2 separate regions of the Homo sapiens genome follow, and region 1 is linked to region 2. Evidence: read pairs that join two places in POLR2A ChIA-PET (ENCODE). Cell type or tissue: GM12878. All regions are shown on one strand. Links, peaks and the distances in the headings refer to the core of each region. The heading gives the core; the rest is flanking DNA.

The links. ChIA-PET counts read pairs that join two places held together with the same protein. Peaks named below come from ENCODE experiments on the same cell type or tissue, not always from the same donor. Only the 100,000 strongest peaks of a DNase experiment are listed, where the experiment ranks them.
Region 1: POLR2A ChIA-PET joins it to region 2 with 13 read pairs; 4 of 35 experiments call an interaction of 5 or more read pairs at or near these places.

The regions. Positions count from the first base shown.
Region 1 is chr4:42,636,592-42,653,166 of GRCh38, forward strand. The region is part of intron 1 of ATP8A1 (ATPase phospholipid transporting 8A1); the gene reads right to left. Among named protein-coding and RNA genes, the nearest start is that of ATP8A1, 12 kb to the right of the region's middle. RefSeq lists enhancers at 2,320-2,369, 2,600-2,719, 5,386-5,435. In GM12878, for the core only: no CTCF peak of the experiment used is centred there; no DNase peak of the experiment used is centred there; H3K4me3 peaks cover 737 bases; H3K27ac peaks cover 1,438 bases.
Region 2 is chr4:42,722,974-42,739,548 of GRCh38, forward strand. No RefSeq gene overlaps it. Among named protein-coding and RNA genes, the nearest start is that of ATP8A1-DT, 74 kb to the left of the region's middle. In GM12878, for the core only: no CTCF peak of the experiment used is centred there; no DNase peak of the experiment used is centred there.

The sequences.
Region 1 (16,575 bases), core at 8,851-11,350, 82 kb before region 2:
TGACAACAGTAGCCAGAGGAAAAATGGAATTTTCAGTTGCATTAATACACCATCCCTGTACCGAGTGTTAATGCAGACTCTGTGCAGTGGACAATCTGCTCTTTCCAGCTCGGCATCTGCTTCTCCTGGAAACAGCCCATTGCTTTCCTTTGGAGAACCCCTCCCCCAGAGTCTTAGGGGACTGCTCCATCAAGGCTCCATGCTCCTCATTGACTTAAAAGTCAGCACACAGTCCAGGCTAAGCCAGTCAGTCAATTTGCCATCTGGAGAGATGAAAAGGCTGAACACAGACAGGAATGAATCTGTGGTATTAGTCAAGCTGCCTTAGATCCTCCTCAACCTTTCTCTAAGCGTTTCATGTGATTCCAGGAGCTACTCCACCCGCTTAAAGGATATGCTCAGCCTATATATTATGGAGTCTTGACAGAATCATTTCAGTCCTCTGTTGGAAGCCAAGTCCTGTCCCAACACCCATCTAATGTAGGTGGGCAGTGATGCCCTACCCAGACTGGCTAGCCTTCTACAAGAAGCTAAGCCCTGTTCCCTGTACCTCAACCGCTAGCTGGCTTTTCTGATCAACATGGAATGATGACCTGGAACCACAGTGCAATTTTCCTGCTTAAGAATAAGCAGGCTACCTGGAACCTTCCCCAACAGGCCCTACTTGCTGGATCAGATCTCTTCTGATGTTAACAGCTGCCCTAAACAAGCTCTGAGTCCAGCACGTTCTGGGACAACTGTGGATTGCAACTCTAAGGAACTTGCACAATAGCCAAACGGTTTTCCACATCCCTACCTTCTTCTCCATCACCCTCTTGTTCATGCAACTGTGATGCTAGCTCATTACCTCCAAGTCCATCTGAGTTATAACAAACATTACATACCCTTGATCATGTAAAACATGGTTATCTCCTTCAACAATTGATAGCTTTTCATTATACAAAAGGGTTCACTTTTTAAAAGAGTTCTAAAAATGAAGATTAGGAGACATCACTTGTCATATGGAGACTTGCTCAAGGTTAGAGAGTCACTGAGCACCAAAGGCAAGACAACATTTGGAAACTGATAAAGTCCAACCCATATCTAAAGCTCTGACACTGATAGATAGATTCATGCATTCATTCAACAATTAAATTTGACCTCACCTCTCCCTTTAACTCTGTCCTTTGCTGGTCTATTACACCTCAACAGTATTTCCAGTTCAGACATTTCTCTACCCCTTCAGCCTTGTTGGATGCTACTTAAGTGTCAAAATACTCTCCTTGGCCATTCTTCTTTGAAGGGATACCTACAAAAGTTTTGAATATATTGTCTATGTAAAAGACCATCATACATCTGACACTAATCTTTTGAGCTATATGCTTAGTTCAATAATAATAAATGCTATGCATGCTTATGTACAGAGGATGGGACAGGCACAAGGGTATGGGTAAGTATCTATTAAGTATGCTACTCTAATATGGGGAAGTAACATGAATGACCCTTCAGGAAAGTCCCTTCTGTGCACTAAATGTTTGCTAAATTTTCTATTTCAATATAAGGCATCCAAAAATTCCCAGAAATTTATAGTCTTGTCTCTATCCTAATAACCACTAATATATTTTGTCATCAGGACCTGTCATTAGGAGACATGGTAAATGACATGTTTCTTTAAGTGCCTTTGAGGGAATTGATTTAAAAATAAACAAGTGTAAAACACACCACAGCAGTTATTGTCTAAAAAAGGAAAAAAAGTAATGGCTTAACATTTCTTGAACTCACGCTAAATTGCGACAAGCCCCTGAAGTAGCACTACAAATTCTAAGTGGTGGATTCTAAAGAGTACTCCTGACATTCAGAAGAAAGGATATCCTTAAGCAGTATTACAAGGAAATCTATAGTATGCCTAGAGTTGGGCGTCACACATAGTAAACAGTCAATCTTGTTGGCAGCCAGCCTTGGATATTAACCTAAAATAATAGTCATCTTCGGCATGCTGAATTGCTTGGAAATAATAAAACATTTACTAACGCCATTTCATGCTTAACTGGAAAAGGAACCAGAACAATGAAAGACAGAAGGAATTTAATGACATCTCCTTGGGAATAACCCACAGATAACTTTATCTGACAGAAGAATTAAATAGTATATTTGCCAACATAGATGTTTAAAAATTGACACAGAAGCAGACTGCACCAGAAACGAGGGGTTGCAACCACCAGACATCTACCAAGCATCTCCTAGAAGTCTCAATTAGCTTAAAGCACCACTGACTTGCAGTGGCATTAAGTTCACCTCTAAAAATGCACAGGAAACAAGGCAGACTGACACTACGGACTGGATTCTAATCCAAGCAAAAGTGGTAAAGTAGTAATGATACTCTTCAAAAAATAACTGTATCAAAGAGTTTTTGACTGTCAAAGGGGAATACCAGGCCATGTCAGATATGTATTCTGGATTTCAGGAGGGCACATTTCAATTTATTATCAAGACCCACAAAGTGCAGAAGCCCCAACAGCTGTCCAAACCCACATGCTGAGTAATTGTGGAAGGCCCTGACAAGGCGGGGAGGTGGTCAGGGAGGGTTGAAGGAGTTGTATTTAGAGACCACTGCTGCTTCACAGGAAGTACTTGAACAAGCACAAGATTAAAAAAAGATCACAGGAAAGGTTGAAAATAGATAGGTTCACATGTTCAACAGTGAATATTAACAGATGCACAGACATCTGAGACTGGAGGAAAGGTGTTGTAAAAAACGTTAGAGACCACTCGATTTTTCCCCCTTTCATCTGGGACACAAAGAATTGATGAGATGAGCCTGCTGCCTAGAATAGATGATACAATGTTGTTAACAGATAATAAAAGGCAGAACTTCTCAGCTCCAACATCTACTTTGCTTCAATCGTCTATCAAGGATAATCATCTTAAGACTGGAAAGGTTAGAATGAACATTAGTTCGAAGAACTAAACCAAAAGACAAGGTAGGGGATTATTTTAAGAGGGAAAAAAAGAAAAATCAGCACCTAACTGCTCTAAATGAATTCCTAGCCTATAGTAAATACATATATGTATGTGTAGGTATATATAATTATTTTCTAACCTACAGAACTGTGAGAACCTGCAAAATAGTTAAGTGAACTGTTACTAATCAGAGAAGAACTATGGTGAATGAGAGAGGAACTAAAAGATGAAGACAATTTAGTCATCGTTCAGTATGCATGGGGGATTGGTTCCAAGACCCCTTACCAAATCTGCAGATGCTCAATTACCTTATATAAAGTGATGTAGTATTTCAAATAACCTACACACATCCTCTTGTATATTTTAAATCATCTCTCGATTACTTATAATACCTAACACAATGCCTACACGTCATTTGCATGGATTCAACATAGTACTTGGTGTGTGGCAAATTGAAGTTTTGCTTTTTGAAACTCTATGGAATTTTTTCTGAATACTTTTGATCCATGATTGGCTGAATCCATGGACGTGAAACTCAGGGATAAGGAGGGCCACCTGCACTCTCCCAGTGTTCTAAAAAGAAGATGGATCATAAAGATCATAAACCACTGTTTTTTAAAATGGGAGTCTACAGATGTGCTTTCAAAGTTCACAGATTTACAAAATGAGATCCACTGCTTCTAAAGGATTTTTGGGAAAGATCTGAAAATTCAGAAGTTAAAAGAACATTTCTGAGAATTCAGTTAAACATGGAACTGAGCTTAATTATTTTGAAAGCAGTGTTTCTCATACAAAGAATATATTCTCAAAGACCAAAAAGAAATGTTTCCTCTAAAAAAGGTCCTTTACATTAGATAAGTCTGAATAATAATGCTATTGGCCAATGAGTTTGAGGCCAATGCTAGTCAAACATTAAGTGCAGCTGATTAACAGACTGCTTAAAAGGGAGGTGGTGACTGGTGGGGATCAGTAAGCCTCCACTGACTAAATCCCTTTTCTTTCTTTTCAAAAATAGAACCCTCAGCATCTGGATTTCAAGAAGGCTTTTGTGTAGGCCCTATTGTTATAAATGAAGACACACGATTCCATGATTATGAAACAATGTGGATTCACAACTATGTAGCTGACAAACATACATGGAGGGGTCTCACATACTAAAGCTATTCTTTGGCCATCCCTGCCTGTGAGCCCTTCTGAAAGAGCCTCCCCTGGGTCACCCTTGGACTCGGTCTCTCCTTCCATCTCCTGGCCTGGCCTAGTACCTGAGCCCTAGGTGTCAGGGTCAACATGGAGCACCTGACCAGCCAGGCCAGTCAGATCCCTTTTAGAGAATGTGGATTTGTGGTCAGTCAACTCAGCACCAAGTAAGGAACATCACGGACAGGTGGGCTGGAGGGAGCATCATGGCACTCTGAAGCCACATGCATGCCAAAGTTAGGAAGTGAAGGAGCAGACGTACAGAGACTTCCCCCTCACCAGAAAAAAAAAAAAAAAAAAGAACAATGAACCTCTGCTGTGATACAAGAGGATCCCTTACAGTAAATGCCTAACTTGGTAAGGGCTCTGGGTGCAGACTGCCTGGGTTCCAATGACAGGATAAGGACACATGACACGATTAATCAATGTACAGATGACATGAAAAAAATCAGAATTCTAGAAGATTTTGAAAGGCTGAATAAGTTGAAGGTTCTATACTAAAGGCCTAAAGAAGCAACTGTGTAAATACAATATGGGAGACACCTGACCCAGCAAGGCATGTAGAGCATAAATGTTTTTACTGCTTTTATTGCTTTCTTATCAAGAAAAAATCTGAGGTGTCTGAGAATGGAATGGGCTGTCTTAAAAGGGTGTGTGTGGGTGTGTTCCCTTCACTGTGAGGTATTCAAGCCATATCAGTTACTGTGTTGCATTAAATGACTTCTAAGTTCCCTTCCAACTCTAGAATCCAAGGATTCTATCCTTTTAAATTTCTTTTTTTTTTTTAAGACAACTATAAGCTTATTGAGAGAACCACTGATACAGTGCAGGGCGCAAGTTTTCCGCATTTTGTACATGGAAAAGAGTATTATTAAATTAGTTACTACAAATGCTTGTAGGATAGTTAACCCCATTGACTTCAGTAGCAGTGTGTTCATAGGAAGATAGAACTGAATTACAGCTCTGAATGAGCTAGGCCTTAAAAAGTACTGGGGAAAAAAATGAATGAACAATGATGAAAGTTATCTGAATCATTACAACTTTAACTTTTAGAGCTATTTACACATTTTATAACATACAAACAGGTAGATATATGATTAGTTCCAACAGACTAGTCCTCGTTTTATTACAAGAAGCAGAAACACCCAAATAACATCATTATGCTGCTACATTAATCTCAGAATGAGTCAGTGGAGTTTAACTGGCACCTGCTTCTTATCTCCATTGTGACTTTGCAAGAGAGGAAAACAACTCACCTTTGTTTTTTTTTTTAAACAAAGTCTCAATCATCAAAAACATCCAGTGAAGAAACTAAAGTCTTCCTGCCCATTACAACTTTGGTAGGGACATCAGTATAGCACACACAGCAACATACACTGTCCACAAACAAGACAAGTGTTTTATCCTACAGAAACAGACATTACCCAGGATAAGGAAAGTGTGACACTCTCATCTGCCTGTTGATAACACAATGCCACAACCAGGTTTGCCAAATATCCAACAAATCCATTAAACAAAGCTAGAAAAAGAGGAAACCCACAAAAGAGCATCCAAGAACTCCAGCACACCCTAACGAGACTCTGAGAATGGGTGTGGCTCTGGGATGGCTCATCTACCACAAGCACTGTGGGCAGTACTGAAGAACCCACTAAGACTGGTCAGATGAGACTGGCTCAAAAAGCCAAGAATCATTTTCACAAAACAAAGTAAGGAATGGTCGGCATCCTTCAGTTTGTCAGGATGTAGCTAAAGAAGACGACAGAAACCTCCACTAAACAGATTAAGATAGGATGTGTGAATGACAGCTGGTGGGCTGCAAAGACTGAAAAGACCCAGCACATTGCTCAGTGACATTAAAGCAATGACACCTACACATGTGTGAGATTGCCGCACGCCCTACTCAATCCACAGGTAGAACAAAAACGATGCGAGGGTGGATGAAACAAATGCTTCAAGAACCTTCTAATGCCATAAATAAAAATCACTCCATGCAGTAAGTACCTCCTAATGCAACATTTTACCTCAAGATGCTACTACTACTAATTAGAATCATGAAATTAGCTCCCTAGACCTGCTGGTATACCGTGACCACTGCCATGCAAGGTGTGATGGGCATACAGATGAATATAAGAAAACTCCACGAAGACTTCAAAACCACTCCAGCGTTTTTAAAAGTTCAGTTTCCAAAATCTGAACAGCCTGATCTTATCCCAGTCACTCACCAGATGCAGATTCAAAAAACATTTGCTTAGCACCTACTTTATAGTAAGTGCTTTCATTTAATATATCCACTCTGGAAAATGTCCCTGCAGTTTGGAGCACCTCAAGAGCCAAAAGAACGCAGTGATCACGTGAAAGACTGTTCTCATCAACTCTGACTGGGCAGCAAAAAGTCCTGGCAATGTAATTATCGATCCCAAACAGAATAAATCCATACAGTTCCCAGATACCTAAAATTCATAGCAATGGGGAACACGTATTACACTAACAGGTGCATTTACTGAAATTCTAAAGAATATTCAGAGAAAAGAAGATGAGGGAAACAGAAGATGGAAATTCTGAAATCCAGATTTTAGGATGAATGCAATACTCTAAGAGAATAAAATAAATGTCTACAAACATATGTATTTTTGACACATGGGACTTTCTCACTCCTTTCTAAGATGCAAGCTGGTTTTCATTCCTTCATCCCAGTGTTTTCTATTTCGGTAAATGGCACCACTGTTTTGGGCTCAGGGCCCAAAACTTTAGTCATTTTTGACTCCTTTTTTTAAAATTCCATAACCTAGCCATCAACAAATCTGTTGGATCTATCTTCTAGTTATATTCTGAATCTTGACCACTCCCCATCATGTCCACTGATGCTTAGTAGTTGAAGCCACTATCATTTCTCCTTGTTTCAACCCTTACCCCCAAGATGAAATCAGAATCCCTGGGGGTGGGACCAGGGGTCAGTGTGTTGAAAACTCCTTGGGAGATTCCAGTGTGTAGCCAGGCTTGGTCTCCTCACTATCCAACAGGCAGATGATTCGCTGGTAGGTATTATCACTTTATCAAAGAGAAACAGGAGTCTCACAGAGGTTAAGTGACATGCTCAAGGCCGCACAGCTTTGAAGGGCCAGAACACACATATCACTCCAGGCCTACAGGAAGTCCCAGTGCCTTGTTTCACTTTCTCGCCAATTATTTATAGGGCATTAGCTTAGGATGTTAAAGATAGCTTCAAGCGTAGTTATGTCACAAAACAAAAAAGCCCTACTTGCAGGTGGCTACCGTGTCATCTGGTACTGAGCAGACCAAAAACACATGAAACAAACAGTAACAATGGTGATTTATTTGCTTCAATGAATTTTTGTTTAAAAGGTCAATTTTAGCTGAACATATGGAAAAATATCTGACCTATAAAGAAATCTACTAAGTTCAGACTGAAGGCCTTCGTATTAAGGCTTAGTTAAAATGAAAATATATAGGAGAGTGGTTCACCAACCACAGGGATAAATTCCACCGGGAAATTCACTTAATAAGTTCAAGGGGGATTCAATTTGGTACCTGGGGAAATTAAGAGAGTTTTTTCTTTTGCTAATTGTATTCACTTGGAAGTCAACAAAAGGCCAACTCATGTAATGATTCTCTTACTGAACGTTAAACGAAGAGACAGAAATCAGTTGCCATCTGGGGTTAAATTGAGCCAACAATTCAGAACTTTCCAACCTCTACAAGATCAAATTCTGGCTTTTGAAAATAATTTCCATCTGCAAAGTACAAATCACATTATCACCTAATAAAAGGAAAGTCTAAATGCAGAGACAAATAAGGATAGATGAGAACTATAAAATAAACAGCAATCACGAATGCTGGACACAATGCACTTGATCTACAGTACTATGGTGTTTTTCTAATCCCCAGAGCGTCAAGTGATAATCTTCCCACCCGGCAGTGGCCACCAGCAGCATCCTAAAGCTAGAACCCAGCGCCCATCAGAGCGGCCACCGAGAAACACAATGGCCAAATAAAGAGTCTCAAATATTGGCCTCATCTCAGCAATTAGGGAAGGCAGGTAAATTGGGAGTTTTCACATTTTGTACGTTAACCTATAAAAGATTATTTCATGTCATAATGGGATAAATCAATAAATCTAGACTGACGAAAATATACTCCTTGAAAAAAAAAAAGTTGCCACAGAAATTTCAAAGACTATTACCAAGTCATTATGCTATTTTTTTCAGCTGCAAATGACTAAATATTTGGGCTACAAATATAGGCTGAATAAAGCAACTAATTACTACAACATACTAAAAGCAAGCAGGTTACCAAAAAACTAGTAATGACACTGCAGAAAAGCTCATATTGAACAAGCTCCCAGAGTAGATATAACACCAGCTAAAAATAAACTAAATGTGTTGTACTCTTCACTTAGTTGTACTGAATTGAATGTTCAATTCAGAATTTTAAAGAAAGTCTTCAAAACCTAATAAATAGTATTAATGTATGACCTTGATCATTTCTGAGAGGGGAAATTAAGAGGAGTATAATTAGTCCTATTAGCTAACTGGATGATACACAATTTACCAAAAATATTGATTTTCTTTGGTAAATATTTTGGGTAAATTGCTTGTCTATCACTTGGCTAGCTAATACTCTTGGTTTCTTGGCTCGCAACCTATATAGTTGTATACAATTTATTCCCATCCTCTCTGCCAGCAAGTAAATTCAAGGTTGTATACCAGTGTTTTCAATACCACTGCACATGAGAATTACCTAGGAGATAAAATATTAATGCTTGGTCCCTATCCCTATAGAACAGACCAACTGATTCCATCGTTCTGGGATGGGTCTGGGAATCTGTATTGTTTAGAAGCTCCCTATCTAATTCACTATGAAGCCAGGGTTGAGCATCACACGATGTGGCTATAAAAACAATTTACATTTCACAAGCCTCCCACTGCCCTGTCCACATTGGACACACTTTTCATTAAAGATAGCAGAGACATTCCTCCCCATGTCATTTCTCTAACATTTACCCATGACAATGAAAATAAAGTTAGGAAAGTTGACTTAAGTCCATCTGAGAATATTTATCACAACCATTCTGGCATAGATGGTAGACTGAACCCAGCTTAACATGTAGAGCAGCCACCAGGATTGGATAAAACTTAGACCCATCTCATTTCTTTGGTCAGAGACAGAACATGGCCTAGGTTAGAGAAAAAAAAAAAAGTAGAGTGAGACAGACTAGAAGGGAACTGGAAAGGGCCAACTAGTCGCAGCCACTGGAATAACAATACAATGGTGGAGCGACAGATCCAGGACAAATGGAAATGGGCAACACCTACACTCAGAACCAAAGATCTCCTGCATGGGGCAACGATGTGGGTTCAGGTGAGCTGGCCAAAAGCAACTGTGGGTAAAGTGAAAGCAAATGATACTCAGAAACCTTGGTAGGCCTGGCGTGGCATCAAAACGGCTCACAAATGCTGAGCACTGGAGTCCAAGCTAGGGTTGGGAACCAGCATCTTGTCCTGCCAAGAGCAAGGCAGGCCCCCCCATCCTGGAGCTCTATAAGCTGCTGGGACAGGCACTCAGGGTCAGGGAAGTGGTGACAGGGTGTGCATGCCTCATCTTTAGAGTGCTAAGTCAGAGCTCTTCAAATGTTGACGTTAAAGATTTTTGGGACTAAATCTATGTGGGATTGAGGAAGGGACACGGGAAAAAGACGGTCTGTAGAAGCTGGAAGATTTGTTTTATACAACGTTAGCTTTACTTCAGGACCAGAATTAACCACAGGGACCTAGGTCAATTACAGAAGCTGAACTGGTGTAGGCTGGCATCAGAACAAACCATCTCTTTGACTCAACCCTGCATACCATTGTTTGCTTGTTTCACTCACAAAGGCCAATCTTGTACTCTAAACAGGTCTGGCCCACTAAAGTGGTGCTCTGGTCCAGAACCCAGGCTGGCTTTGGCCTTCTTAGTGACATTCTGAGCTGTCACTCAACTAATCTGATATTATTAAGCACAGCCCTAGATGGATCAAGATCAGTCATCTCTTTTAAAGATAATTCACATAAAATAATGAACAGAGGCTCAATTTAAAACAGACACCTCTCTTTGCCAAGTCAATTAGAGGTCTAATTAATCCATGAAGCCAAGTTCTATACAGTTGTCCCTTTAGCACAAGTGATGGTGATATTGTACATAAAAGAATACTACTTAAGAGTTTTATCTACTTCACATCTCATGCTAACATTTAAATAAAAATGAATAGGAAGACATGGCAGGGTGTTTTATTTATCAAATATATTTTATAAGAGATTAAAAAATTGGAAACAAAACAGGCTACAAAAGATGCCACAATGTACTTACATAAAACCTCTAAACTGCCAAGTCAAAGGCAGTATTATCTAAGCACCCATATAATGTGTGAAGTTTTATACACACGTGACTGCCTTCTGTTGTTAAGAAGGGAGCTGAAGACTTAAACCTCAAGATCTACATATGTATTTCTAACAAGCTTACTTTGAGCTATGGGTTTCCATCACAAAATTTTATATTCTGAAAAATTCTAGTAAATCCTAACAAGTAAGCATATGCTAGAGGTATAATTTACAACTATGCTGTTCAATACAGTGGCCACTAGTCACATGTAGCTACTGAGCACATGAAATAGTACAAATTGAGATGCACTATAAAATGCCCACCAGATTTAGAAAACGTAGCACAAAAAATGTAAACTACCACTCATAAATTTTTATAACAAAATATTGAAATAATATTTTGGATATATTGGGCCAAAGACAATTTATATTTATAATACATATTAGTATTTATATATTAAATACACTATTACTTGTATTATTTAATATTAAATATATAGTATTAAAATTCATTTAACATCTCTTTTTACATTTTAAATGTAGCTGCTTGATTGTGGCTCACGTTTTATTTCTTTTAGTGCTGATCTGAGATATAAATGCTGATTTGTAAGTAGATTCCATGGAACCATTAGCTAAATCTAGTTGGTCTAAATTTGACCTTATTCCTAGCAAAAAGGAGAAAAAAGAGTAATATCTCAGCTATCATGTCAGGGCCACTACATGAAATAATAAAAGTGGTAAGTTGGAAGCAGAGTCCACAATACATCAGCAGATAGAAATGAACCATTCTTGCTCAAAAAGTAGTAAAACCAACAGATACCTGGTCAAATCTTATTAATTTAAAACCTCATTTAAAAATACTTTGCTTTAAGACATACAATATAATTTTAAAACCTACAGAGACAAAAATTAACTGAAAAACTGAAATGAATTCAGACTGATACCAATATCAAAGTAGCAATAATTGAAGAGGGAAACTAAGCATACATGACTCAATATAAGAAAGATGCCAATTCTCTTAATATAAATTTATAAACAATGCAATTCCAATAAATATTCCAACATGTTTTTTAACTTGATTCAATGATGTACTCATAAATTCTAGTAGAAAAATACAACTGTGGGGGAAAGAAAACCCAGAAAAACCTAGAGAAAAGAGCAAAGCAAATGGGACAGCTAAGAGAATATTTTTTGTTATGTTGCAATAAAGGAATTTGATACCAGGGGCTAAAAGGGACCAAAATAAAGAGAGGTGGCGGCGGGTGGGGTGGGGGGAAGGGAAAGAGAGACTGACTCCAGAAAAAAACTCAAATATATACATACGGAAGCACCTCAAATCAGTGTGGGAAGAAAGGATTATTAAATATATGGTTATTATGTCAGGTAAATAATTTGAGGAAAAACTTAGATCCAGGCCTCACATTTCACCACAAAGTAAATCACACAGGAATTACTAATATAACTGTTTAAAATGAAACCCAAAAGTACTAAAAGAAAAATATAATTGAAAAATTATCTTGAAAAATATGACATTAAAGCAGAAATTTAAAAAAAGGAAAGATTATACTTCATAAAAATTAATTTACATACATGTTAAAGCACTACAAAGTTAAGATAAACTATGAATAAGGAAAAAAGGTATTATCGTTAACATATAAGTTCTTAAACTTCAATACAAAACTTGATAAACAATTCAGAAAAAAATAATCACTACATTTACCAAAATATGTTAAACCTAATAAAGCAATGTAAACTTAAAGACTTACTTTTTACATTCTATATCCATAAGGAGGAAGAAAAATGCTATACAGTGCTGCAAAAGGGATAAACAGGCACTCTCATTCACTTTCAGTGGGAGTGTAAACCAGTATAATCTTTCTAGCAATTTTCAAATATGTATCAAAAGTCATAAAAAGATATATACTTTTGACCCAGAAATCCCATTTCTAGGGACTTTGAACAAAACCATCAGAAAGGTGTACAAAAAGATACAAAGATGCTTATTCAAGAGTTTAAAAAACTGAAATGACCTAAATGTCCACCCACAGGGTTCTTTAGTAAGTTATTCTGTACTAACATAAAAATGCTAAGCTGTCATAAAATTAATAAAATTGATCTGTTCATTCAACAAAAATTTACTGAGCTGCTACCAAGTGTCAAGCACTATTCCAGGCACTAAGGATATAACTAGTGACAGTAGACAAAATTTACACAAATCTATATTGGCACAGATATCCATAAAATTATTAAAAATAATGCAGATTACCTCATTCTTCCTAACAAATATATCTTTTCTGGAAAATAGTTGGGAAGGACATATACTAAAATTCTAACATTGTAAATATATAAATTTATATGAAGTATATAAAAGTTTATAATCACAATGTGATTATATTTGGATGGCATAGTTTGTGATGAATTTTACTCTCTCCTGCAAGACTTTCTGAAGCATGAGTTTTTCCCAGTAAGCAGGCAGTACTTCTATCAAGACTCATAGTTAAGCTCTTCCATTAAAAACAAAGCTCAGAGTTATCCATTCATTCAACAAATATAGAGTGGTGGCTATGTGGCAGACAAAACTCTAGGTGTAGAGGGTACAGCAGCGAACAAATCTCACAAAAACGCTCCTTTGGGGTGCTAAGGTTTCAGTAGGAGGGTACTAGATTTAGTACATCTAGATTTAGCTCTGAGTATTTTACAAATTGGATTATAAGGCATTTTCATCTTTAGGACATAGATTCATTCATTTAACCAATGCCTACTATGTGCCAGGCAATGTCCTCATGGGGAGCAATATATCAGTGGACAAACCAGACAAAACCCCCTGCCCTTAGGGAGCTTACTACCCGGAGAATACAATCATTGGAAGGTTTGGGCTCCTTTCGCTAAGAAGTAAAGAATGAAGGGGAAAGTGGTGGCCTTCATGTCATTGACATTCCAATGAAACCATGTGAATAGAGACCCACGCAGCAAACATTTCGTTAACTTCAAAAGTGTCCTCTGACCTTTGCAAACATTCCCACAGCTGTAACATTAGGTATATGCTTCAATTCTGTTTTTGAAATGACAGAAAAAACAAACCATGAATTCTGCACTGAAGATAGAAAACCTAAAATAATCAGATCTAATACACTTATATCTCCAGAATTACACTAAGTAAAATGACACCTACTTTGAGATTTTCAAATATTGATGACATGCTGTATCGCTATACTCATACACACCTTCTCACACAGTGCCACTTCAGGTAAAACTGAACTCATCTCCATACTCATCTCCATGTTTCCTTTGGGACCTCCTTCATCGACCACAGCCTTTTGTCCCACCACCCATTTAGCTGGCACACAGCTGGTGCATAATAAGTGGTTTTTAAAGGAACAAAAACCTTAGTCATCTTTTACCTGGAATAGCGTCCTAAAATTTTTCCTTTAAGGACAGCTTAAATTACTTTTTATTCCTTTTGTTACCTTTTATGTAAATAAAACATACTATTCTACATAGTTACAAACATTTTAGAGTTGCCATTTAGAAAAACAATTCCTAAAACAACTTCTGGATACATCGTTTAGCACATATTTTACATAATCAAATAAATGTCATTATATTTTAGCATTATAGTATTCAACAGAAGAAAACACAAACCACTGGATAGGTATGTGAAGTTTTTGTGTGTGTGCATTTCTTTAGTTCTGAACAATTTAATCCTTATTATATGTAAAGTATGAGCTCCAGAGCAGTTTCTATGTTATCCAAGCAAGAGCCTTTGGCAATCTGAGAACTTCACTGTGACTGATTCTGTTGTCTGCCTGATATAGTTTGGCTGTGTCCCCACCCAAATCTCATCTTGAATTGTAAATCCCACAATTCTCACATGTCGTAGAGGAACCCAGTAGGAGGAAACTGAATCATGGGGACAGGTCTTTCCCATGCTGTTCTTGTGATAGTGAATAAGTCTCACAAGATCTGATAGTTTTATAAATGGAAGTTCCCCTGCACAAGCTCTCTCTGCCTGCTGCCATCCATGTAAGATCTGACTTGCTCCTCCTTGCCTTCTGCCATGATTGTGAGACCTCCCCAGCCATGTAAGTCCATTAAACCTCTTTCTTTTGTAAATTGCCCAGTCTCGGTACGTCTTCATCAGGAGCATGAAAACAGACTAATACAGTACATTGGTACCAGAAGAGTGGGGTGCTGCTGAAAAGATACTGAAAATGTGGAAATGACTTTGGAACTGGGTAACAGGCAGAGGTTGAAAAAAGTTTGGAGGGCCCAGAAAGCAGGAAAATGTGGGAAAGTATGGAACTCCCTAGAGACTTGTTGAATGGCTTTGACCCAAAATGCTGATAATGATACAATGAATTCCAAGCTGAGTAGTCTCGGGTATGTCTTTATCAGCAGTGTGAAAATGGACTAATGCACTGCTCAATAACCATACACCCTTTTCCGTTTGTAACACAACACTGGGTAATGTGTCCAGCTGGAAATTTCCATTTCCCAGCTTGCCCTGCAAGTGGAAACCAATGCAAAATAAGCATTAGTTTTTGTGTGGTGCTTTCTGAAAAACCTGTTTGCCTTTCACCCTTCCATTTTCTCCTGGCTAAAACTATTGTACATGATGGCTGGCACCCCAGCAACCATGCTGTGACTTTATGGAAGACAAACTCTCAGGACAGTGAAGCAGAAAGGCACAAGGAGCCAACATCCCTTATGACTTTGTGTAGCAGGCACAGCCAACCCTGTCTACCTCCACACTAGTTTTACAGGAGTGAGAAAAACTATTTTGTGTAAGCTACCATTATTTCAGTCTGTTTCCAGATTTCAAATGCTAAGTTCAAACACCCATTTGATTTATCTGGGGCAGCTAAATAAAGAGACCTAAAATTCTTAGTCTTCTGCTTTATCTACTCTTGCCTTATGGCAAATTTTTCCACTATCAGGGTTTCAACTATTGTCTCTCAAGATTCCCAAGTTTGAGGTTTCCCACATCTCACCTAAAAATTTCCAACTACCTTTAAAACATGTCCATTTGGATGTCCCCGTTACCTCAAAATTTGAATTAGTATCATCTCTTATTTTATTAGTCCTCCTTCCCAATTTCCTTGTTGTTTAATAGATTTTCTCAACCAGTCAAGCTCAAGACTGTAATGGAAATTTCCTCAAAATGTGTTTCACCAGCACCAGGGTATCTTGGGAGGCTCATTAAGAATGCGAATCCCCAAGCCCACCACAGATTTACTCAACTAAATCTTCACAAGCCAGCCCAATAAGATCCCTGATAATTTATGAACCTACTACCAATGTTATTACTAATAAAATATCAATATGCTATTACCAATAAGATCCATGGTAACTTATTAATATTAGAATTCTAAATTATTGTTGAGACTTGCTTTTTTCAAAAAAGTCCTTCTCTCTCCTGCCCTATGTTTACTAAATATTCACTAAATAGCAAAGTCCTATAATATGATTGCTATGATTTGGCTGTGTCCCCACCCAAATCTCATCTTAAATTGTTGCTCCCATAATCCCCAAGTGTTGTGGAAGAGACCTGGTGGGAGGTAACTGAATCATGGGGGCAGGTCTTTCCCGTGCTGTTCTCATGACAGTGAATAAGTCTCACGAGATCTGATAGTTTTATAAAGAGCAGTTCCCCTGCACACGCTCTTTTGCCTTTGCTCCTCCTTCACTTTCCGCCATGACTGTGAGGCCTCCCCAGCCATGTGAAACTGAGTCCATTAAACCTCTTTTTCTTTATAAATTACCCAGTCTTGGGTATGTTTTTATTAGCAGCCTAAGAGCGGACTAACACAATGACCTTTGTGACCTCATTTCCTACTATTCTTCCCCTCACCGTTCCTAATTCCCGATGTGAAACTGAGTCCATTAAACCTCTTTGTCTTTATAAATTACCCAGTCTTGGGTATGTTTTTATTAGCAGCCTAAGAGCGGACTAACACAATGACCTTTGTGACCTCATTTCCTACTATTCTTCCCCTCACCGTTCCTAATTCCCGATTCTCTCCTGCCTTGGGGCATTTGCTCTGGCTGGAACACCCTTCCCCCA
Region 2 (16,575 bases), core at 4,581-7,080:
CCATGACAGCAGCCTGTCTCTATGCAAGGGGTTTTGAAACCTTGTTATGGGAACTGGGAGGAGTTATCCTGGAAAATATGATCAAAAAAAAAATTATAATATGTAATATACTTGAAGGGCTCTCTGATAGGTTGAAAGCATCCACAAATTCTTGCTATCCCTGTGTGCACATTACTTTGCAATGTGACATTTCAGTTGTTCTGATCCATCCATTTAATTTCCATTTGGCCATGTATATTAGTTTCCTAGGGCTGCCATAACAAACTGGCGGGCTTAAAACAACAGAAATTTATTTTCTCATGGTTTTTGAAACTAGAAGTCTGAAATCAAGATATTGGCAAGCTCAGGCTTTCTTTGAAGTCTCTAGGGGAAAATCCGTTCCATGCCCTTCTCTTCTTAGCTTCTGGAGTGACCTGTAGTCCTTGGGGTTCCTTGGCTTATAGACATCTCTCTCCACTCTCTGCCCCACTAATCACATGGCATTCCCCCTGTGTGTTTCTGTATTTATTCTCTTTTCATAAGGACACCCAGTCATACTGGATTAAAGAACCACCTTACTCCAGAATGGCTTCACTTCAACTTAACTAATTATATCTGTAGCAATCAATTCCCAAATAAGGTAGCATTCTGAGATGCTAGGAAGGATATGAATTGGGAGTTGGGGGACTGGAGTAGGAGACACTATCTGACCCAGTACATCATGTGATTTGCTTTGGCAAAAAGAATATTAGCAAATAGTACATCAGAGACTTGTAAAGTGTTATTTTTGCAACCTTGGGACCACTGTAAGTAGAAGTCCATTCTGACTTACTGGAGGATGAGAGACCATATGGAGCAAAGGCAAGCCAAAATGTCCCAGCTGAGGGCACCACTAGAAACACCAGCCTGACAATTGCCAGACATGTGAATTAGCCATTCTAAACCATCCAGTCATAGTCAAGCTGGCCAGACTGGAGGAATCACCTGGCTGACCCACGGAATCATGAAAAATAATAAATGTTTGTTGTGGGGATGATTTATTATGCAGCAAAAGTGAACTAATATGGGCTCTGAAATGAAAAGGAGGGTTGATTTGTTTGAGGATGTTCCAGAGAGCAGAATGATTTCGAGATTCTTGCCAACTTTGAGAGGCTGTGGTTTTAGGATTGACTTTCCTTCTAGTACCTAAAAGTTGCAGAAATAAATATTTCAGTTGAATGCAACAGAGAAGTTTCTAATAACTGGATTTGTCAGATGATGTACTTGACTGTCCCCCAAGGGGAGTGTTGTAAAGGAAGATATTTTTTGGGAGACTTAATTAGAACCTCTGATCGTCATTTCAAATCTAAGACTTTATGGAAAAAGTGTTTGGATGTTAGAGATTAAGAAATGGGAAAAATTATTGATGATTTAATATCCTTTTACTGCATTGCTCATGCCAAAAATTGTAGAAAGGCCAAAAATTACTCAGCATACTCTCTAAAATTCACAATATCGGCTGGCATTATTGCACATATTCTTCATAAATTGAGCCTTGGACCACGGGTTGGAAGTGAGCCTTTGACTTTGGGCTTCTTCATTGCCTTCTCTATTTCATTTTACCTCCTCTTCTTTCCAGGGTTAGAAACACGATGGTTTCTTGCCAACTGGTGAATCAGTATGGAACTAAACCTGGGATTGGGCCAGGCCTGAAAGCAGTAGACTAAACTAGAGATAGGGTCATCAGGCAGCCCTCTGGAATGATGTCATTTACCACCTTAAGGAAGCAGGATAGTGAAATGAGCCTGGGAGAACTGAACAACCTGGCATAATAGGAGCCTTCAGATGGCTGCTAAGGAACACAGATATCTGGGGTGGAACATTCTTGGGATGAGTACGTTAAGTATAGTTATGCTAACCCTACCATGAAAATAATGTAATTAATAAGTATGCTAGTTCTGATTTTTTGGCCGATATTATACTCTTGTCAGGGTTTAACTGTAATAAGATCTTCTATGCTGTCTCTGGCAAGTCAAAAACTTCTTTAAACTTCGGTTTCTTAGAGTAATTGGTCTTAGATTATCTCCAAACTTTTACCTAATAGTAAAATTCTATTACGGCCTAGAGACAGTAATATCAGATATTAATTGAGGCTTAAAATGTCTTTAATTCATTAATATTTCATTTGGAATGTTATAACTAGAATTGATTGACTCCATTATAAATGCCTGGCACTGGGAAAAGAACTTTACATCCATTATCATGTGTATTTATCATAGTAACTATATTATTCAGATGAAAAATCTGAGGCTTAGAAAGGTTAAACAACTTTCCCAAGGTTACCAAACTATTTAGTAGATTTCTAAATAGTACATCAGCTCTCTCATCTTTAAGATAGATATTTAATTATCCTAGTAATAGCTTAACAATTTTGTACAGATGAACAATTATTGGTAAAGAATACACAGAAAATAGCACCCTAATATTTTGTTGTCTTAATTTATTTACAATTACCTCAGTGTAAATACTGTTATCTGTGTGCATGTACAAATAAACTCTGATCTATACCTTAGGAATGATTATTTTACAGCTGAAATACCCTAAGAAGAATCAACAACCTTCTGAGGTAGAGTTACTTAGCATTTTAAGTATCATTATCGAAATTTATACTGGATAATTTGTCAATTAACATAAGGATGATAGAAATAATTTTATCTCGATGAATGTGATGCTCAACATACATGGAAGGTTATACGTTTACATGGGCCCCATCACTCTTGCACTAATTCTACAATGTAACACCTCAATAGTGGGGGTCTAGATTCTGGCCCCTTGCCTACCCTGAATCCCTCTGATTGATGGAAATTCAATTGCCTCACTCCATTTCAAGGCTGGCTGGTTCTGCTTTCAGAATATTATCATATTTGGATAAGAATGAAGCTTTCATGCAAGGCCTGAATCAATCTACCTGGGAGCAGACAGTGGCACTTTCCTTGGTGTTGCACAAACAGGTGTATGACTGTTTTTGTGCCTGTTTGATAACTATTTAAGCATTTGGGGTATTTAGGTTAAGTCTTGCTTTCACAGTCAAAGCCACTCAGTGACAAAGTTGAAGTAATTAGGTATCTCTCACCCACCACTGACCACAAAAATCTTCTTATACTAAAGAACCTGACAATTCCTGCATGGTAAAATTGAATTGAGGCAATCAAACAAGGAACAAACCACAAAGATATACAGGATGACCTAAGGGAAAGAAATTTGGAGATTCACATAAATCTCATTCATGCCGCTTTCCCTCCATGGAATTGATCATTGCTTCTAATTTATCTTTCAGCATAGAATGTGTGCTCAGTTGCCTCATTTTTCACCCCAGCCAACTAAGAAATACTTGTTTAAGGTTGAAATCAACACTGAACATCATAAAACATAGTTCAGTTATACACTTTTTATAATAGGAGATATTAATGCTTTGTGTGTACCAGGCATTGGTCTAAATATTGAACAGGTATGAACATTTAATTTGCACAAAATTTAATGAAGTCAGTATTATTGTTATTACCACATTGCAAAAGAGGCAAGTGAGACACAGAAAAGTCAAATGATTTGCTCAAAGTCACATAGTTAATAAGGGCCAGAAGAGGGACACAGACCCAGGTATCTATTCCAGAGTCTGTGCACCACAATTTTATTTTATTTTGTTTACTTATTTTTTTTGAGACAGTCTTGCTCTGTTGCCTAGTCTGGAGTGCAGTGGCATGATCTTAGCTCCCTGCAACCTCTGCCTTCAGGGTTCAAGTGATTCTCATGCCTCAGCCTCTGGAGTAGCTGTGAATACAGGCACGTGCCACCATGCCAGGCTATTTTTTGTATTTTTAATAGAGATGGGGGTAGAGATGGAGTTTTGCCATGTTGGCCTGGCTGGTCTCCAACTCCTGATCTCAGGTGATCTGCGTGCCTAAGCCTTCCAAAGTGCTGGTATTACAGGGCTGAGCCACCTCGCCCAGCCTATATGCACCACAATTTTATACAGTTCATTTTCCTGGTGTATAAAGCTGGGAAAAGACAAACAATAATGGCATTCTGGTATTTCCTCCAACTACAAGGTAGTTTCCAACTTTGAGGTTCCCTGATTTATCTGGCCATTTCCTCTACTAATTTGCAAAATGGATTAAGGGTCAGATCAAAGACCTTCCTGGGGCTCCAATTCTTAAGCGGCTACTGAAGTCTCACTGGAATGAATGGGAAATACGGTGTTCATTAACTCACAGTTCCATGAATAATCCCTTACACAACCAGAAAAATGCATATTGTTCCTGCTTTCTATCTCTGACCATACAGGGCCAACAAACAGACATTTTTAACAGGTTCCTCTGAGATATCCTTTTATCTCCATGTAATATGTTTAGGATACATGTGTACATTGGACTGGGCTGCCTGCTCTGAAACCAGCCAGCAATAGTTCCCTGAAGTCATCAGTCACAGCTGAGTTTCTGTAATGATGCAGTTGTATTTAATGAGAATGAGCAATTTATTTTATTATGTAAATTTTGAACTTTAAGTATAGCTCCTCAGACTTTTAGTTTGAAAATTGCAAAAGAAAACCGAGGAAATATTAAGAACTATGGAAAAAGTTGGAACTATTTCGCCAACATCACGGCCAAAAGAAAAAGGACTTTCACATATATGTTGGACAATTATCTATTACTATAGTCTTATAACCAACTTGGTTCTTAATGAGTATTAATTATTAGCAGAATTCAATCACAAATGACAAAAAACATGTGAAGAGAAATTTTCCAAATAAAAGCAAATGTTATTTTAGATTTAATGTGTGATTTTGAAATGAAGAAAGTATATAATTGTATTAATGGAACATCAGTTACTTTCTTTTAAAAAAATTGTATTTTATTGTTAATTGACAGATAATAATGGTATATATTTATGGGGTACAATGTGATGTTTTGATACATGAATACATTGTGGAATGACAAAATCAGGTTAATTAATATCTTTATCACCTTGCATACTTATTTTTTGTGGTGAGAACATTTAAAATCCACTTTTTAAAAACCAATTTTGAAATATAAAACATATTATTATTAACAATAGTCACCATGCTATGCAGTAGATGACCAGAACTTATTCCTCCTAACTGAAACTTTGTACACTTTCAGGGAAGACTGTAAACATCTCCCCTTTTCCTGTCCACCTTTCACCCCTGGTAACTACCATTCTACTCTCTACTTCTATGAATTTGATGTTTCTGGATTCCACATATAAATGAAATCATGTGGTATTTGTATTTCAGGTGCTTAGCTTATTTTACTTAGGGAAATGTCCCGTAGATTCATCCATATTGTCACAAATGACAGAATTTCCTTCTTTTTAAAAAAGGCTAAACAGTAAAAAAAAAAAAAAAAAAAAAGGCTAAATAGTATTCCAATTGTATATATATACTACATAGTTTTAATCCATTCATCCATTAATGGACATCAGTTAATTTCTACCACACTAAATAAATGTTGAATAAGCATTTATCCTGCATTGTGCCTTTACATTGTTGATATTATTCAATAGGTTTTCTGGAATGCAAGTATGAATAAATTATTAAGATGTATTAAATCTATATAACTTTGATATGTATAGTTCCTCCCTCTAATTTGATTTTTTTGTCCTATGTATGTTGTGGATGATTGATTTTGTGTAACACATGAACAAGTTATCTTAATTCCTGTTACGCATTGTGTTGTTTACTCTCCAAATTCATATATTCATGTCCTTGTCTACCATACCACAGTATGTGAACTTATTTGAAAATAGAGCTACTGCAGATGTAATTACTTAAGATGACATTATATTGAAGTAAGATGCGCCCTACTCCAATATTACTGGTGTCCTTATAACAAGAAAAATTTGCACATAGACATGAATAGAGGGAGAAGGCCATGTAAAGATAGAGCCAGAGACCAGCTTGATGCTTCTACAAGCTAAGGAATGTTACATACTTCCAGAAAACTACCAGAAGCCAAGAGAGAAGCACAGAACAGATTCTTCCCCATAGCCTATAGGAGGAACCAACCCTGCTGACACCTTGGTCTCTGGCTTCTGGCCTCCAGATCTGGGAGACAACACACTTCTGTTGTTCAAACCTCTGAGTTTGTGGTAATCTGTTATAGTGGCCCTCACAAACTGTATTAGTCCATTTTCACACTACTATAAAGAAATACCTGAGACTAGGTAATTTATAAATAAAGGGAGTTTAATTGACTCACAGTTCTGCATGGCTAGGGAGGCCTCAGGAAACTTACAATCATGGCAGAAGAGGAAGCAAACATGTCCTTCCTCACAAGGCAGCAGGAGAGAGAAATGCGTGAAAAGGGGGAAGAGCCCCTTATAAAACCATCAGATCTTGTGAGAACTCACTCACTATCACGAGAACAGCATAGGGGAAACTGCCCCCATAATTCAATTACTTCCCTCCATCAACACGTGAGGATTACAGGTCCCTCCTTTGACATGTGGAGATTATAATTCAAGATTAGATTTGGTTGGGGACACACAGCCAAATCATATCACAAACTAATCCATTTCCTATCATGTAATGAAGACAGGATAGATTCATCTGGTGCGGTGGAATGACTGAGATTTTTATCTTTATTTTGCCTGGGACATTATCTGATTATACAACCACTTTCAAACTGCTGTGGGTTTTAAGAGATTGAAGCCAAATATGATGTATGTGCCTAGGAGGCCTGGGTGCTATTAAATACTCTTGAGGTTGAGTGTTTAAAGAGACATTGTTTTCTTCTATGTACAACTTGTTCCAAAATGTTCTTGCATTATTCATTTTTTAGGATGTGTTTATGAAGCCTAGATGTTTTGAAGTCGCTGGTAAGTAAATCTATATTATTTAATTTTCTAAATTTAGAAATGTTGGCCGGTAATTTACCTTCATATTTCTTCCTGGAAATCTGACATTTAATTTTTTTTTCATCAGCCTGGATGTTTTCATGAACTCTAAAGTTCAACAGTGCAAATAATTTGTACCTGAAGTGTATTTGTAGCATGCATGGTCAAGGGTCCAGGGAGCTTGAAGAACAAATAGTATGACACAAACCAGTTTTCAAAAGTAGCCTGAGAACACTTTGTTTTTTTAAGGGTTATGGTTAGTGAGCACGGATCTCACCAGAGTTCCTAAGATCTTACTAACTATTTAAAAGATGAAGTCCACTCTTCCAATTATACTTTGAAACAAAATAGAAAGATGTACAAATAAAAGACTTTTGGTATCCCTGAAAATGTTCTGTCTGCAATGGAAATCAATAGATATTTCTCTCATTGACGCACGTTATTTTTTTTGGAGATGGAGTCTTGCTCTGTTGCCCAGGCTGGAGTGCAGTGGTGCAATTCTCCTGCCTCAATATTAAAAAATGATAAATTTCCATGCTTTGTCATTTTTGACTCCTGAGCTCTTGTTAGAACTTGTGATAGTGTTAATTATGCTTGTGGTAGTTGACTATCAATTCACTCCACAGGGAGCATGAAATGCTCAAGATTTTATAAATAATATCCATTTACTGTATATGTACTGTGCTTATAATTTTCTTATTTTAGTTCATTGAGTGTGTTTACTAGGAGAGAACATCTTTGCTATACATAAAATATTCTATAACATTTTAAAAAATCAGGGATATTTATGTATATTTAAATCAAGGATTGAAAGAATATTCCTTTTTTGTGTTCCTACTATTTCTTAAAGCATCATATACTAATTAAATATTTGTTGTATATTTTCGACTATGTTCAACCTATTGTGTAAGATGCTTGGAGAAGGAGCAGGGCATAATAAAAGACACAACACGTTTCTGTCCTCGGGGGTTTTATCTGGGGCTTTAAAAGGAAACCTATGGAAAGATAAATATATGGTAGGGAGCCATGTTTTAACTTACTGTTATGTGAAAACTGTGGAAGTAGATCTCAGAAAAGTGAGTTGTCATGAATCAGGGTGGTCAGAAAAGTGGAGAAGTGGGGATTGGGCTACAAGAAGGTAAAGAAGAGGAAGAGAATGGACACAAAGAAAAAGCAGTCTTTGAAAATCCTTATACGCTTGGTGATAATGAAAATGAGTAGGTTGAATTGGTTGAGAGAGCCAGATTTTTTTGTAGAAAGCTCTCCATAATAGGAGAAGGACAATTCTGTAATCATCAGGACAGAAAGAGATAGCTTGAAAGATCGCCACGGAATAGACTGGAAGAGGAAATGTCTGGACAGTAAGACACAAAAGAGGCTGTAGGACAGTTCAGGCTTGCGGCTATGAAGACTTGTCCTGTAGTGGTCAGGGTGTATTTGAATGATATTAGAAACAAAAACCCATAAAACAATGTAAAAATACCTTAAACAATTAAATGTAGAACTAAGGAGGAGCCAAAGGAGGATGATTATATAACAACTGCAGTTACAGAGTGAATGATACCCCTTTGTTTAACTAACAAAACAACCTTCAAATAATTCCTTGTCTCATCATGTTTATAGTTATCGATGACTAAACATCTGCTTCACAAGAAAATAAATTGTTACCAAAATTTATTAAAGAAAATACATACACTAAAAATTCCAAAGATGTCTGTTTTATTTCCCACATTCAGTATTGCTATTGTAAATCTCTTCTTATCCCAAGTATTGTACAATAACTGATATTCCATATAATTCTAGAAACTGATAAGATTTAGTTCAATAGGAACTATATTGTGGGCTAGGCGCGGTGGCTCACGTCTGTAATCCCAGCACTCTGGGAGGCCGAGGCGGGTGGATCACGAGGTCAGGATATCGATACCATCCCGGCTAACAGGGTGAAACCCCGTCTCTCCTAAAAATACAAAAAAAATTAGCCGGGCGTGGTGGCAGGAGCCTGTGGTCCCAGCTACTCCGGAGGCTGAGGCAGGAGAAAGGCGTGAAGCGGCGAGGCGGAGCTTGCAGTGAGCGGAGATTGCGCCACTGTACCCCAGCCTGGGGCCTGGGAAACAGAGCGAGACTCCGTCTCAAAGAAAAAAAAAAAAAAAAAAAAAAAAAAGAACTATATTGTGGCTTCAGATATAAGAAGGAGAAAGATTTATTCAAGAAATCAGTCTTATATCTTGCTGTCTATTTAAAATTCTGGAAGTGCAGATAAGATAATTTACTTGCTTGAAAATATTTTGTGATCCCTTATTGTCCCTAAAATGAGGTTCAAAATCCTTAGGCAGTATAGGGCAGTGGGGAAAATGTTGAACTCTGGAGACTAACCAAGCTTCAAATTTTGATTTTCTTACTTATCAGTAGTATAAGTTTGGGAAGTTTATTTAATCTGTCAGAGCCTCAGTTTTCAATAGCAACAAAAATGATAATAGCCACTCATAGAATTATTATGAATATAGGAAGAGATGAGTCACATAATTAGCATATTACATAGTAAATGCTCAATGGGTCTATTATTTTAAGCAGATTTGTGTTAGTCTAAACTACCATGAACTGTCTCCATCATACTTTTCCTATAGTAGTTTCCTCTGCTGATCTTCATTCTGCTTATCGTATGGTCAAGCTGAATTCTTTTTAGATCCATGGTCTGTAATTTCTGCCTCTCTGCTTTTATTTATACGGTATCCCCTGCAAGGTACCCTCTCCATTTCTCACTTCTCATCCAGATTTTTTTTTAGGATTCTATGCATCCTTTCAAAGATCAATTGAAAGGTCATTTTCTAAGAAATAATTTTTCTGATACTACCAGCTCTTCCGATCTCTCACAACAGTTGTGTCTCTTGAGGGCACTACATAAATCACATTTCTTGGTTATTCAGAATTCACACTGAATAATTTGATAAGCTTATTAAAAGATATTAAACAAGTATAGAAAATCTCTGGGGGGCTCAGAGAGCCAGACTTGAAGCTATGCAGCCAGGAAAAATGCCCACCTGTATTGAAAGACTGGTTTAATGAGATCACTATTACCATTTCCTCTCTGGACTATGCTCTGTCAACCATGTAGCCTGGTAGTCCTTGCATTAATCAGATCTAGACCACATATGAGAAACATAGATGCAAGGGTGTGTGAGAAGGCACCACATACACACACTTTTTTTTTTTTTTTTTTTTTTTGAGACAGTCTCACTCTGTCGCCAGGCTGTAGTACAGTGGCATGATCTCGGCTCACTGCAACCTCCCACTCCCTGGTTCAAGCGATTCTCCTGCGTCAGCCTCCCGAGTAGCTGGGATTACAGGCATGCGCCACCATGCCCAGCTAATTTTTGTATTTTTAGTAGAGACGGGGTTTCACCATGTTGGTCAGGCTGGCCTCAATCTCCTGACCTCGTGATCCGCCCGCCTCAGCCTCCCACAGTGCTGGGATTATAGGCGTGAGCCACTGCGTCCGCCCCACGCCCACTTGTTTTTTGTTTCCTGCTTTGGATGGAAGAACTTTGCAGTTTGAGAAATTACCAAAATGAAAGATATTTAAAGATGTTGTGTGGTTACAAATGAAAAATGTTTAAACAGACCCTTACCGCTTAAAAAAACCTTTTTAATATAGTAATTTTCAAATACATAGGAAAGTAGAGAACAATAGTGCCGTCAACCTTCCTCCTCTCTCCCCATTGACTCCTTACCTGTCTATAACAATCATCAAGTCATAGCCACTTTTGTTTTGTTTCATGACTGTTCCTGCCCACTTCTTTCTGCATGAAACTCCTCCCACCCACACCTTCTAGTAATTTTGAGGAGAATCCATGCATGACATCATTGCATTAATTTCTAATTCAATTTGTATCTCTAAAAGATAATGAAGTGCTTAACATAACCACAATTCCATTATCACGGCTACAAAGTTAAGGATAATTCTGTATTGTGAACAAATGTCCCCAGGCAGTGTTTGAGTTCCCCTGATTATCTTCAAAGTGATTTTTTTTTTTTTTTTTTTTTTTTTTTTTTTGAGACAGTCTTGCTTAGTTGCCCAGGCTGGAGTGCAGTGGCCCAATCTTGGTTCATGCAACCTCTGCCTCCTGGGCTCAAGCCATTCTCCTGCCTCAGCCTCCTGAGTAGCTGGGATTACAGGTGCCTGCCACCACACCTGGCAAATTTTTGTATTTTTAGTAGAGATGGGGTTTTGTCATGTTGGTCAGGCTAGTCTTGAACTCCTGACCTCAGGTGATCCACACACTTCAGCCTCCCAAAGTGCTGGGATTATAGGCATGAGCCATCACACTCAACCTCAAAATGATTTTTAAATTTTGATTTGTTTGAATCAAACAAGAAACCAAGCAAGTTTCTCAATACATTTGCTTGTCGTATGTCTGTTAAGTCTCTCTTAATCAGTAGATTCTCTTTATCTCTTTTTTTCTCTTTACAATTTATTTGGTGAAGAAGCCAACTCATTCATCTTGTAGAGTTTTCTGAATTCGAGATTTTTCTAAGTGCTTTCTGTGGCGTCATTTAACATGTACCTGTCTTCCTCCCTCCCTCTGAAAACTGGTAATTAGATCTAGAGCCTTGGTGTGATAGCTTGATCACAGAAAAGCTGGAATTTTTAGAACCAGTTTTCCTGACTCCTAGTCTATGCTGTTTCTAACCTGCCTCTTTAATGAGGCACAGAGTACATGGCCTTTTATTTGGAAAGAAGGAACAGTTCCATGCTTATAAAATGCTCAGAGTATGCTCAGTATTGCTCACCGTTCAACACATAGAAAAGACAATATGTATCTTGAGAAAGCCTAAAGAAAATAGGGAAGCTGACCCCAGAGTCCTTGGCCACTTTCTTTCTGCAGACGTTCTATTGAGGAATGAATGATATGCTTTGCTTTTGTATAATTGGCATTTCTGGGATTTGGTTATCATATGCAGAGGTTAAAAAAAACCCTATATCCCTGCCATAAAATGCATCAGTAGGAATACTGAGCCAGCATGGATACAGCAAATACATATAGCATGAGTTATGTTTGGTGGTGACAGGAGGGAGGACATGAAGGAAATCTTAGATGATTTATATATATATATTTTCTCCCTTATCTCTTTGAGGATTTTTGCTTCTTTTAAATTCGACCCATTTATTCCAATAGTTCTAGTTCATGTGTATCTATTGTTTGGCTTATTGTCTTTCTGTTATTAACTCTTGGGAATCTAATTATTTTGACTTAAGAATAAGGGTGTTTATAATTGTGTTTGTTAATCTTATAGGGCCATAGCAATACTTTATCAAATTATAAATCATTCATTTAAAGCAAAGCAAAGCGATTCCTAACAATTCCCTTTTAATTATAGAGGAGTTACTGACTATACAAGGTTCAGTTGTATGAAGAAAAGCTGGATAGACATCAATTCCTATTGTTTTTCCTCTCAGAACTCTTCTTTTATGAAGAACTTTTTATTTCTACTGCTTCATATGGGTAGGTTGACACTCTAAAAGTGCTTTGGATATAACATTATTCAAAGCGTATAAACGAAAGAGTTGTATGGAAAAGGCATTTTCAAATAACATGCACAAGTGTAGGAGATGAGTGGGCTGGGCTCTGGCTTTGCACATTTGGAAGAAATTTGTTAACAAAATGTCTCATCATAAAGACATCAAGTAAGACAACCAATAGGATGAGTCCAGTGACAAACGGAAGATCATTAGCTTCATAAAAACCAAATTCTTTATCACAAAGAAAACTTATTTCAAATGAAACTGGTTATAAAATCAGGGCATCTAGCCATTTGGGTATACTTAAATTACGTGAGCCATGTTTATTCTGGAGTGAGGTACTTTGCACACCCACACAAAATCCTGTTTTTTCCAATGATGTTTTATACACTCACTTTAACCACCACCCTATATTTACAGAGAGATGACCAGAATTATTTGTCAGACATGGTTTAGAAAAGAAAGCTGACAAAATAAAAAACTCACATGGATTATTGATTCCTTCCTTCAGTGTCCATAAAGAATCTATAGAAAAAAGAAAAGAAATATACTTTACATATGCAAACCCAAATGCCAGGCTTTATGTTAATAATTAATCCTTGGCTTAAAGAGACCATAAAAAGAATTATGAAACTTGAGGATTGAAACAACAGTAAAGACTCACATGCCACCATTTGAAAGACATGGCTGAAATAGTCCTTTGATGGAAATGTAAGATAAAATGACCAGGACACAGAGAGTTTGAAAATGAATAAGCTAAATATTCAATCCAAAAAGTTCGAAATGCAACAGAGAAAATCCAAAGAAACCAATTGAAAGCAACAAGAAAGGAGGAATTAATAACAATAAAAAGTTAATAAAATAAAGAACAAAAAACATAAAAACTTCAACAAAACTAAAAATATCTAGTTTTTTCCCCCAAGATGATGGATTAGAAGCATTTAGCATGCCTCAGCCACTTGGAAATAGCAAGATAGTGCATAAAAGATCAACTCTGTGAGCTTTCATTTCATAGGGAAAATGGAAGTCCCTTGGAATCATGAAGGACACTCCAGATTCCAAGGAGAACATGGGCAAACAGGCCCTGTGACAACGTCTGGCTGACAAAAGTGAATGAAACTCCAGTACATGAGAGAGGCACAGAGACTCCCTCTGTGACTCATCTTTCCACTGGGGATCAAATTAACCTAGGCCAGAGGACAGCACTGTTTCTCCCAAGCTCTGGAGCTAACTTGGCGAGAGGCTGGAAGACATTGAGAGGGAAAGACACTGGTAAAAGGTGCAGAGATTTTCCCAGACATGGAGTGAGGCAGGACACCATTTTTATTCAGGGCACATACAGAGTGAGTCATTGTTTGGTGACCCGGCAGTGTGACCATGCAGGCATTTTAGTCTCAGGCCAGAGATTGGAGCGCTTGCTCTGAAGCAGGGTAGGGGCTTCCACAGCCAGAACTGTGTAAAGTACCTCAGCAGTAGGTGCTGAATTTGTTGTTCTCCCTGTCTCAGGTGTGGGTCAGGAGGACAGCTGCTATAGCTATGGTATCTCTTGGGTGATGACACTTGTAGCTAAGGCCAGCTTGGCAACCTGGAACGGGTCGACATGTGTCATTGTTGCATGCCCCAGCCTGCTCCTCTGAGCTCACTGTGCAGCAGGGCCCCCTCTACTTCATCCCCAAGCAGAACTCCAGATAGAGCACTCACTTGCCTGGGCCAGCAGCCTGAGCAACCCCACCCTTCCTGTGCAGAGATCCCAGTGCACTGGATTTTCCTTTGGCACTGGTGTTTATGCCTACCATCAGGGGACCTGTAGGTAGGCCTGCCTGATCTATTCCTGCCCATGTTGCTCCCCACCCTCATGGGGCTAAGCAGGGAATTCAGGCCACTGTGCATGCCACAGATCACACTATTGCCTGAGGCGACAGAGAGCTTCTCCAAATAAACAAGAATCAAGTATGTACTCAGCATTGGCTGCAGTTGGCTTTTACCCGTAAGTGACATCTATCTATTGGATTACAGGTCAAACTACTCAGCCCAACAAAAAACCTACTGACAGAATTGCATGGGGCTATAGAAGCAAAGCCCCAAAACCCTACCCAGCCTTCTCTAAAGTCACATCTCCTAGGGAGTGGGGGAAAGAAAAGAAAAAAACCTGCAATAATATTATAGGGGAAAAAAGAAAAAAAATCCTACCTGCATAAAAATAATTACAAAAATCAGAAGTACAAGTGTCTTTGGAAGAGAAGGAACCAGAACAAGAATTTGGGGACTATGAAAAATCTGAATGTAGTGACACCACCAAAGGATCACATTAGTCTCTAGAAATAGTTCCTAACGAAAATGGAAACTCAGAAATGACATAGAAAGAATTTAAAGCATAGATGGCAAGGAAACTCAACAAGATCTAAGACAGAGTTGAAAATTAACACAAAGAAGCTTCTAAAGAAATCCAGGAAATGAAGGAATAGATAAACATCTTAAAAAGAAATAAATTAGAGCTTATGGAATTGAAAACCTCACTTAAGGAATTTCAAAATACAATGGAAAGCTGTATCATAGACTAAATTGAGCAGAAGAAAGAATTTCGGAGCTTGAAAACTTGTCTTTCAAACTAACACAGTCGGACAAAAATAAAGAAAAAAGAATTTAAGAAATAAGGCCTTTGAGAAATATGGGATTATGTAAAATGACCAAACTATGAATTATTTGGATTCCCAAGAGAGAAGGAATGGAAAACTTTTAAGGGAATAATTCAAATCAATTTCCCTAATATTTTTAGGGAGGTAGGCATGTAGATACAAGAAATCCAGAAAATACTTGTGAGATACCATGCAAAATTAACATCACCAAAGCATACTGTCACTAGATTGTCTAAAGTCAATGCTTAAAAAAAAAATCAGGAGAGATTGGGGGCCTATTTTCTGCATTCTTAAAGAAAAGAAATTCCAACCAAGAATTTCATATCCTGCCACACTAAGCTTCGTAAGTAAAGGATAAATAAAATATTTTCCAGATGAGCAGCATTAAGGTAATTTGTTACCACTAGACTAGCCTTATAAGAGATTCTTAAGGGTGTTCTAAATATGGAATCAAAAGAACAATACCTGCTACCACAAAAATGATTTAAGTACATAGCACACAGTAGACTCTATAAAGCAACCACACATTAGAAACTACAAAGCAACCAGCTAACAATTTCACAAAAGGATGAAAACCTTACATATTAATACTAACTTTGAATGTAAACAGTCTAATTGCCTCATTTAAAAGACACGGAGTAGCAAGTTGGATTAAGACACAGGACCCATCTGTCTGCTGTCTTCAAGAGACTTATCTCACACGTAATGACACCCAAAGGCCCAAAGTAAAGGGTTGGAGAAAGATCTATCATGGAAATGGAAAACAAAATAGAGTAGAGGTCACTATTCTTATATAAGATAAAACAGACACTAAATCAACAACAGTAAAAAAGGACAAAGAGAAGCATTACGTAATAACTAAGGGTTCAGTTCAACCAAAAGACTTAACTATCCTAAATATATACACACCCAACATTGGAGTATGCAGATTCACGAAACAAGTACTTTTAGACCTTCAAAAAGACTTAGCCACTCAATAGTATTGGGGGACTTCAACACCCCGCTGATGGCATTAGATAGATCGCTGAGGTAGAAAACTAACAAAGGAATTCTAGACTTAAATTCAAGCCTTGACCAATTGGACCTAATAGACAGCTACAGGATACTCCACCCATCAACCACAGAATATACATTCTTCTCATCTATACACAGAACATACTCCAACATTGACCACATGCTTGGCCATAAAGCAAGTTTCAGTAAATTCAAAAAAATCAATATCTTACCAACCATACTCTCAGACTACAGTGGAATAAAGATAGATATCAATACCAAGAAGTTCTCTTAAAACCACACAGAATAATAAAAAAAATGAAAATGAGAAAAAACAAAACAAAACAAAACACATGGAAATTACCAACTTGCTACTGAATGACTTTTGGGTAAACAATAAAATTAAGGCAGAATCAAAAAATTCCTTGAAATAAATGAAAACAGAGACACAAAGTGCCAAAATCTCTGGGATGCAGCAAAAGCAGTGTTAAGAGTAAGTTTATGGCACTGAACACCTACCTAAAAAAGTTAGAAAGATCTCAAATTAATGATCTGATA